Linked DNA regions of Homo sapiens: region 1 is linked to region 2. Evidence: chromatin contacts called from ENCODE Hi-C or POLR2A ChIA-PET data. All regions are on one chromosome and are shown on one strand. Each heading gives the region's core, a stretch centred on a gene start or an enhancer-like site at or near the end of the contact. The rest is flanking DNA. Distances are from core to core; before and after follow the strand shown. Region 1 overlaps LOC105376214 (a long non-coding RNA gene). Region 2 overlaps LOC105376205 (a long non-coding RNA gene).

What was found. Hi-C counts contacts between places; a loop is a spot of excess contacts on that map. ChIA-PET counts read pairs that join two places held with the same protein, here RNA polymerase II (POLR2A). Pooled maps may share reads with other maps.
Region 1: a map of IMR-90 shows a loop between it and region 2 (8-fold over the local background). The contact joins two enhancer-like sites. A Hi-C loop is called at or near these places in 11 of 168 maps with a recorded cell type or tissue (IMR-90, ascending aorta, chondrocyte and 8 more) and 17 of 50 pooled maps. POLR2A ChIA-PET finds 5 or more read pairs at or near these places in 2 of 52 experiments (Panc1 and endothelial cell of umbilical vein).

The regions. Positions count from the first base shown.
Region 1 is chr9:108,051,453-108,055,710 of GRCh38, reverse strand. It overlaps LOC105376214 (a long non-coding RNA gene), which reads left to right. Exons shown (of 6, transcript XR_007061722.1): 5 at 2,417-2,510. Among named protein-coding and RNA genes, the nearest start is that of KLF4, 560 kb to the right of the region's middle. RefSeq lists an enhancer at 2,829-3,330. Within about 2 kb of position 1,895, at least 21 of the 41 ENCODE cell types and tissues checked have a DNase peak (open chromatin) inside an H3K27ac peak, as active enhancers do; they include IMR-90, ascending aorta, endothelial cell of umbilical vein and 4 more, where a contact is called at or near this core.
Region 2 is chr9:107,636,070-107,640,055 of GRCh38, reverse strand. All of the region lies in intron 8 of LOC105376205 (a long non-coding RNA gene), which reads right to left. Among named protein-coding and RNA genes, the nearest start is that of KLF4, 150 kb to the right of the region's middle. RefSeq lists enhancers at 1,946-2,494, 2,495-3,043. Within about 2 kb of position 2,260, at least 30 of the 41 ENCODE cell types and tissues checked have a DNase peak (open chromatin) inside an H3K27ac peak, as active enhancers do; they include IMR-90, ascending aorta, endothelial cell of umbilical vein and 4 more, where a contact is called at or near this core.

The sequences.
Region 1 (4,258 bases), core at 646-3,145, 420 kb before region 2:
TTACCAGCATGGGAAATTCATTTGCACAGGGCCATCTTTACAGTGTTCACGGTCTAGATTTTCATTGAAGGAGAGTCCCCAGTTGGGAAACACTCCTACAGAGGGAAGCCAGTAACATCAGGAGAAGGCAAGCTCGGAGTTTTCTAAGAAGCTCCGTTGCGGCCAAGCCTTTTCATTTCATGACCTCAGCCGAAAGCTGGAGGAAAACAACCCCAAACACAGCTCAAACTGGGTCTGCACACAGGAAGGCAATTGCTCTAGTAGGAGGTAAAACCGGACTGGTACTTTAGGTGCAGGGTAACTGGGACAAATCACATACATCCTTGGAGTGTACGTGTCTTTGTGGGCAAATGTGTAGGGTAAAATGCCTAACAAATTTACTGTTTTCAACTTAATAGGCTCAGGTGTCCTCTCCTCTAGGAAATCTTCCCTGGTTCCCCCACACAGGATCACAAATCATCCCCTTTGCTCCCAAGTCAAAGCGTTTGTCTTTTGTAGTATCTACTTATCACATGTAAGATTATTATTCTATGTTTACTTATCTATCTTTCCCAGTTGACTGTGAGCTTCTTGAAGATAACAATGACATGATTTTTTTCTGTATATATGTAAATATTTCTTATTTTTCTGTCTAAGCTATTCAAGTCTCCTAGAGTATTGAGACATTGTGTTTGCAATATTTTACTCTGGCAATATCTTCACAATGGCTCTAAGACTTTTCAGGCCCTCCCTTCAACCCTGTGTTTCTCTGAGCCTCCATCCTCTTGCCTCAGTACTCATTTCACCTTAGCCACGCTGGATTTCTTGTTGCTGTTTTGACACACAGCACATTCCTGACTTGCCCCTTTGAGGCATACTGTCCCTCACTCTTCCTGGATGCCCCCTAGAAACCTCTAGGCTGACCTCATCACCTCCTCCATGCCTTGCTTGGATCTCCCAATCTTGATGAAGCCCAACATCTCCACCCATTTTGTTGTGTTTCCTGCCTCCCCAGGTAGCCCTTGGCACTCCTAACACTCCTTCCCATGCTTAGCTTTCTTCTTTTCCATAGCACAGTCCATGTTAACCTATGATGTATCATTGTGGCTTTTATTTTGTGTCTGTATCTCCTTCTAGAATGTGACCTTCATGAGAAAAGGGAATCTTTGTCTTGCCTGCTGGAACAAAATACATCCCTAGAAAAGTGTCAGGCACATAGTAAATGCTCACACAGAGTTTTGCACTGATTTAAATCTACTGATTTTTTTTTTCTACTTGAGCTATTTAAGTCCCCCATGAGAATCAGGCTGAGCTCTTCCAATATTTTGGACCTAAACATTCCAGCTGATCACTCTCTCTCTCCTGGTCTTTGTGCAGACATGACCTTAATGATGTCGAGCCCCATGGCAAAGCTTTGCCCACAGGAAGCGAAGAGCCCCTTAATAAAGCAGATTTCCTTTTGCTATTCAACAGCAAGGGCTTTGGGCTGTTTAAAAAAAAAAATTGTGTTTCTCCTTATCAAATAGTTCCAAAACTGAATTTTCGAAATGGGTGAAGACCTCCTAGACACCCTGAAGATGGGATGAACTCCCCTTATTTGTCAGAGAGTGCTGGGCTGGAGCAGGGACCCCTTTCTGTGTGCTCGTCTTCCTCATTTCCATTGTCTTTCCACCTCTACGAGTCGTTAACTGTATTAATCACAACTAAAACAAAGCTAATAATTGCTTCTTGGAACGTTGTGTAACACCATGGAACGCTGCCACGGGCCTCTGAGAATCGGCCTCTAACTGCTCGGAGTGATTTCTCAGGGATTTTAACTCAGCCCGTCTTTAAGCTGAATGTTTATCATTTTCCTTTTTATTGTTTCTGGCTCCTCCCCTGCCTTTGAAGTTTCTGAAATCTTTAAGCATTTGGCTAGTCTCTATACACCGCAGGTCTTCTCCCTCAAAGAGGGCACCTGGCCAGGAGAAAGGAACTGGAGCTCCTCTCTTGGCTGGGCCTATAAAACAATCAGATTGCTCTGCAGCCTGCCATTTGAAACGTGAGCTGTGCTGAAAGTACAGATAATGCAGCGTGTTCCAAGGAGATTAGAATATCCCAGTGGGATTTCGGGTGAATGGAGAGGGAGAATAGCTCAAGTCCTCCACACACCATTTAACCCTCTCTTCTCCAGGCTGCGTTGTCTAGGAGGGTAGGTCAAGGGCACAGATCTGCTCCCCTCTTTTCCATAACCACCCTGACTTGTGAAAATAAGGGGTTTACAGCTAAGAGGTTTCCATGAAACTGTTGATTATTCTCCTCTGCTCCATTTGGTAACTTCTGTCGATAGTTAGCTTTGAGCATCCCAGATCCCATGGCTTCCCTCAGAGGAGGAATATCCTTGTCGTTCTACTCCAAAGTAGGCACAGATTTATTTTCTGCCTCTTGCTCCTTCCAGAATTTTCAGCTCTTTTGACAATTTCCAAGACAAGGGATGAGTTCCAGCCACCATGTCATGAGGAGACCCTGGATACCCCAGCTCAGAGCCTAGAGTGAGTATTTGCATTGAAGAGGAAACGTCGTATATTTGAAATGTAAGTTTCATGAATAAGATCTGGGCCCAAATTGGCTTTAGTCATTCAAAGACCCAGTCAAACTCAGGAAGTTAAAAAAGTTGAGGTGGCTGGTTTCACCTGGCTCCAGTGTCCATTCTTCTCACTTTCTCTGCATGTGTTTGTTACCCTTTCTTCATCATCGATGGAGCTCAAACTCAGTCTCACATGGGAGCAGCAGCACCAAGATAAAATTTGTGTATCCTACAGGAATAACACAGCAGGCAAGCCTGCAGGATAGAGCCAGGTGAGGCAAGTGGTGGTGGAGCTCAGAGTGTCACGTAATTAAGTGTTGTTGCAAGGACTGGAGGGGAAGATGGGGTAATAGATGTCTGCCTGGAGTGAAGACATGGCAGGGCCAAGCCTGCCTGCGATGTGTCCCAAACCTCCAATGATCCCCAACCCTGTGCAATAAAAGCCGGGTAGACCAGGCAACTGACGAAACCCCAGCTCCTGATGAAAGAGGGAATTGTTTTCTTCTGCCTTCCTGCTGAGTTGTAGGATTCGGAACCTTTGTCTTATCCAGCTTAAATCCCTGTCACTCCTTAGCAGGGACTCAGGAGGAGGAGTTATGAGGAATGTGGTAAATGATGATGCGTATTCCCTTGTGGGGAAAAGCAGCAAATGCCACAGTGTCCCTGCCATGCTCATGCTCTCCTTAGTTATGGAATTGCTGATTCCTGGGAGTTGAAAGGATCACCTAGGTTATTCCCTCTCACTCAGTTGATGTTGGAATCCCAGCTACAAGGTGCCTCACAAGAGCCCCTCCCATCCCATCCCTCTTTGGATGTTTCCACTGATGGCGAGTCTCCAATCCCTGGAGGCAGCCCAGCCTAATAATAAGCCTGCATCTATTTATTTATTTTTTTGGGTTATTAGAAATGTGTGGTAATGTGGTCTAAATGAATATTGAATTGATAGCCATCTCTTGAAAAATAGCAGAATGTCATGTCCCCATTATTTCCTAGGAATTCTCAGGGAAAATGTGTGTATTCTCCACATTCGTGAAGGTGGCCACTTGTAATAACCACCTCCAGCTGCCAAGGCTTGAAACAGTAGCTGCTATAGAGGTCGCAGGACACTTTGCATTCCCCAACCCTAAGCAACAGCAGGCTGCCGGCTCCCACACTCTCTCCCTCTCCCTTGATTCATGATGAGTTGAGTTAAAAGAGCACCATCTTCTTCATGGCACCTAGCAGGGCTGTGGATGGTCTTAACATTGACAGGCTGCAACCCATCCTAGGGATCCCTGCTTTGCTCCCCTCATGGGGATGGAAAGAATCAACTTTATCCCTTCAGAGGGAACTAAGGTCTCCTTATCCAACAAGCCCCCTTCATGCCATGGAAGGAGGCTCAGAATAATGAAGTTGCACACACGCGCGCACACACACACACACCCCATTTCAATATGAAGCATTTGGATTAATGCACTGCCTTTGGTCAGTTTCCTGAGAAGCCCTCGAGATGATAATTCAAGTGCAAGTGATTTATTAGGGGAGAGTTCCCAGGACGGCCTAGCAGAGGAGCTCAGGAAGCAGGAAAGGAAAGGGGAAGACATCAAGCAAGGTACAATCTCAGTCAGTCAGTGTGCAGCCTCAGTCTGATCCCACAGGGAGTCTATAGAGAGGAAATTACACCTTAGAGTTCATTCAGACTCGAGGCAAGGTGGCTAAGGGTTCATATTCTTT
Region 2 (3,986 bases), core at 1,011-3,510:
GTGGAAAACAGGCCGGGCACAGTCCATCACGCCTGTAATCCAAGCACTTTGGGAGGCTGAAGTGGGTGGATCACCTGAGGTCGGGAGTTCAAGACTAGCCTGGCCAACATGGAGAAATCCCGTCTCTACTAAAAATACAAAATTGGCCAGGTGCAGTGACGCATGTCTGTAATCCCAGCTACTCGGGAGGCTGAGGCAGGAGAATGGCTTGAACCCGGGAGGCGGAGGATGCGGTAAGCCGAGATCATGTCATTGCACTCCAGCCTGGGCAACAAGAGTGAAAATGTGTCTCAAAAAAAAAGAAGTTGAAAACAGAGCTGTGATCCACTTCTCGGTGAGTGGTATAACCGCAGGTATACTGGATAAAACCAGAAAGTATGCTTGGCTCAAATTACTACAGCTTAGGAGTGTCAAGCATTGAGGGGAACTAAATCACCACAAGATTTATGAGTGTGCAGGGGAGGGAGGAGGGTTCAGGTTGGGGGACATTGTTCTCACCATAAGCAGCAGTGAAGGAAACCAAGTCTTTGGAACCAGTCATATTCCTCCAAGGTTGTACAAACTCAGCCTTGATATGACCTTTTCTGGGGTCTCAGGAAGAAAGAAAAAAAAAAAAAGTGCCTTCATGGTAAAGAGGTATCAGACCAATTAATAAGGCAGATTTGAAAGCTTCTGAAATGCACCTGAGCAAGAAGTCAGGTGTTGAGTTCACCTGCTCTACAGACAAGAAAAATGCTTTTTCGGTTCCTATTTAGATAAAGCTGGACATAAATCATTCTTTGAAAAGCTGTCTTGGGTGCCTTTCTTGGTGGGGGCTTAAGCCCTTTCCAAACATTGCCTCATTAATCCTGGCAGACACGAAGAGAAAAAGGCTTGACAGACATCACTTTTGATGTCACTGAACAGATGTCACTGAGTAACTGGCCTCCAACTTTAAGACACACGCAAGTTCCTGCTGGATGTGGTACAAGATCCTCCCTGCTCACTGGCTGTTAGCTACCCTGCCCTGTGGCCTGGAGGAGGGAGGGTGTGTGTGTGTGTGTGTGTGTGTGTGTATACACATACGTGTAAGTACTTTTAGTCTTAATTATACTATGAACAGAAAATGGGGCAACAGCCACTAGTGTTACTAGCTGGGTGGCTGGGATATATTTTACCAGGAAATCTATATTCTCTTCTGAAACGGCCAGATTTTTGCAAGCATTTTCCCCATCTCAGGGTGGGTGGGCTGTTGTCCTTGGTAAATGCTTTTTGTTTATTTCCAGCCCTTCCAACATGTTGGCGAATTATTGCAATATGAACTTCTAATCCGAAAAGGGGGGTGAGGAAGGGCACTGAGAAGAAGAGAAAGTTATAACAAACTCAAGCGACTGACACCCCAGTTTTACTTGTCCCTTTGGACTTGTTTAGGAGTTGGGTCCTGTTTGGTGTTTCAAAGGAGGGAAAAGATATAAAAGTACAAGGTGCCTTAGAAATGGAAATCTTCTGATGTGGCCTCTTCTTTTCTTTTTAATAAAGAAGGTTAAAGAAAAAAACGAAGAGAGAGAAGACAGGGAGAAGACAGAGAGACAGTGACAGCCAGAGAAACAGAAAGAGAAAAAGTTGGGGGTGGGGGGGGGGGCGCAAGAGGGAGAAGAGGAAAGACAGGAAAAGAAAAGGAAAAGAAAAAGAGGAAAGAAAGAAGAAAAGAAACAAAAAGAAGAGAGAGAAAGGAAAGAAAGAGAAAGAGAGAAAGAGAGAAAGCGAGAAAGCGAGGAAGAGAGGAGAGGGCGAGTGCCCCGAGGGAGTCGGGCAAAAGCGAAATCCCGGCTTCCTACCCGGGACAGCGGGAGAGCCGAGTTTTCCGCAGCGGCCGCGGGCTCGGAGCTTTTAAGGGTTTCTAATCCTGGAAGGCTGTCTGACATCACCCCGTTTCTTGTCGGCTGATGTTTCGTACAAGCCTCTCATTTCCTCAGTGTTTTCAGAGCCACCAATTACTGCAACAGTCTCGTGTTTATGTTTGCGCGCGCTCTCCTGCCTCGCTGGCCCTCCGCCTGGGAGGCTGCGCTTCCCTCCGACGCGCGGAGCCCAGAGGGGGTGGGTCGGGGGAGCGGGGAGGGGGGAATCTGGATCAGGCATTGAAGAAAAAGGGAGGGGTCCCCCTTAATTTTTTTTCATTGACTTCAGCACCATGTGATCAGGAAGTCTGGCCTCCCTCCATTTCCCCTCCCGACTAAAGGGAAACATTGTGTAGCAGCCGCCTGGGCCACCGGTGGGATGGCCTTCGCTGCCTGACGTAGGGAGATAAAAATAACCGGCATATTTAAGGCAGGATCAGGAATCCCGGCGCTCACACGCGGCCTGGTCAGTTCCCGAGGCCGCCCGGCAGGCAGCGCAGCCTGCGGGGAGGCCCCGCGCTCGACTGTGCGCGCCCCACCGCAGGCAGTGCTAGGGCGTACGACCGGACCCCGACCCTGACCCCGACCTTGACCTCGGGACCCAGGCCGACTCAGGCCTGGCTGAGCCTCCCAGATTCCCCAGGGAGGCCGAGCAAGACCGGCCCGAGGCAGTCTGGCTCAGGCTCGCTGGGCTGGGGCTGGGCCTGGGTTCTCTGTCCGGCCTCCCGGGAGACGAGAAGGAAGGATGCCGTGGCAAAGGGAGGGTAGTGCGAAGTTTGATGCCGAGGGGGGTTACAGAGCCTCTGTCTCAAGAGAAGGCGCACAAGGTGCCACCAAAAAAGCCACTTGTTTCTAGCCAGGCCCCCAACTCAGACCCACCACTGTGTGCACAAACTCTCAAATCAAATCTGCCTTCTCTATCCCCACTTTGCCTTCCAACTGCACATTGCAAAGATTTGCAAACATGTGGCAGGGCTGGAAATAAACAAGAAGCATTTAGCAGGCAAAAGGCACTGATGTGTTTCCACATTCATGCTCTCCTTGAAACCTCAACCCACACTACACAGGAAGTTCTGTTATCCTTATCTTACACAATGGGAAACTGAGGCTCGGGGAGATGGAGCCACACATGGGCAATGCTTTCCCTACCACCTCAGTGGCCTCTCGAAACTGCATGACATTGGCACATTGCTTTATCATTCTGGAAACCCCCTACCCTCTCTTCTTCCTCCTCCCTAAATAAAATTATTACCAAGCAAAAACAATGATGGTGAGCTTTCACTGACCTATGAAATCTCAGGTTTGCCCTAGCCCTGGGGCACAAAGAAGTTTTCACATCCATTTAATAATGGGAAATCTCCCTGCCTTCTGATGTCTAAAGTAACAAGATGTTTCAAAATTCCTGGCAGCTTTTCACCTAAAAACCAGATGTGCTGATGAAAAATGAACAGACATTCACCGCTAATCCAGAGATAGCAAATACCTATTTATCTGGGTAGAAGAGGCAAAGAACTTCCATTTTGGGAGATTTGGGAATTTAACCATCTATGGGGATGGAGACCCCGGAGTCTGGCAAGATTTTTCTGAATCTAAGCACCCAGCACAATGCCTAAGACTGAAAATACTCAATCCATAATTGTTGGATTGAGTGAATGGGGGGTGGGGGTGGGTTGTGGAAGGTGATAAGCAGCACTTAAAAACACATTGGGATGAGGTATGCTGGTCATATCTTTAGTGATCATATAAGCATGATCTCATTTAGTCCTTATAACTACCCTAGTCTGCAGGTATCATTATCATCCCTGCCTTGTATGTAGGGAAACTGTAGTGCAGAGAAAAACTGCCCAAGGTAACACAGCTGGGTGCTGGAATTTGAACGCATGCAATCTGACTGCAGTAGCCAAGTTCTTCACCACTAGACTAAATCCAAAGAGTTGTGCCATGAGATGTCAGAGAAAGGGACCTGTTATTTACTAAGCACCTCTTTTGACTCAAGCTCCATGCTTACTACTGGAGAGGCGGGTCAGACACCACAGGATCCAGGCTCTCAAAGAGGTGACTCCGGAAGCAAGACTGGACTTCAGACTCCTTGAAAGCAGCCCTAGTTCT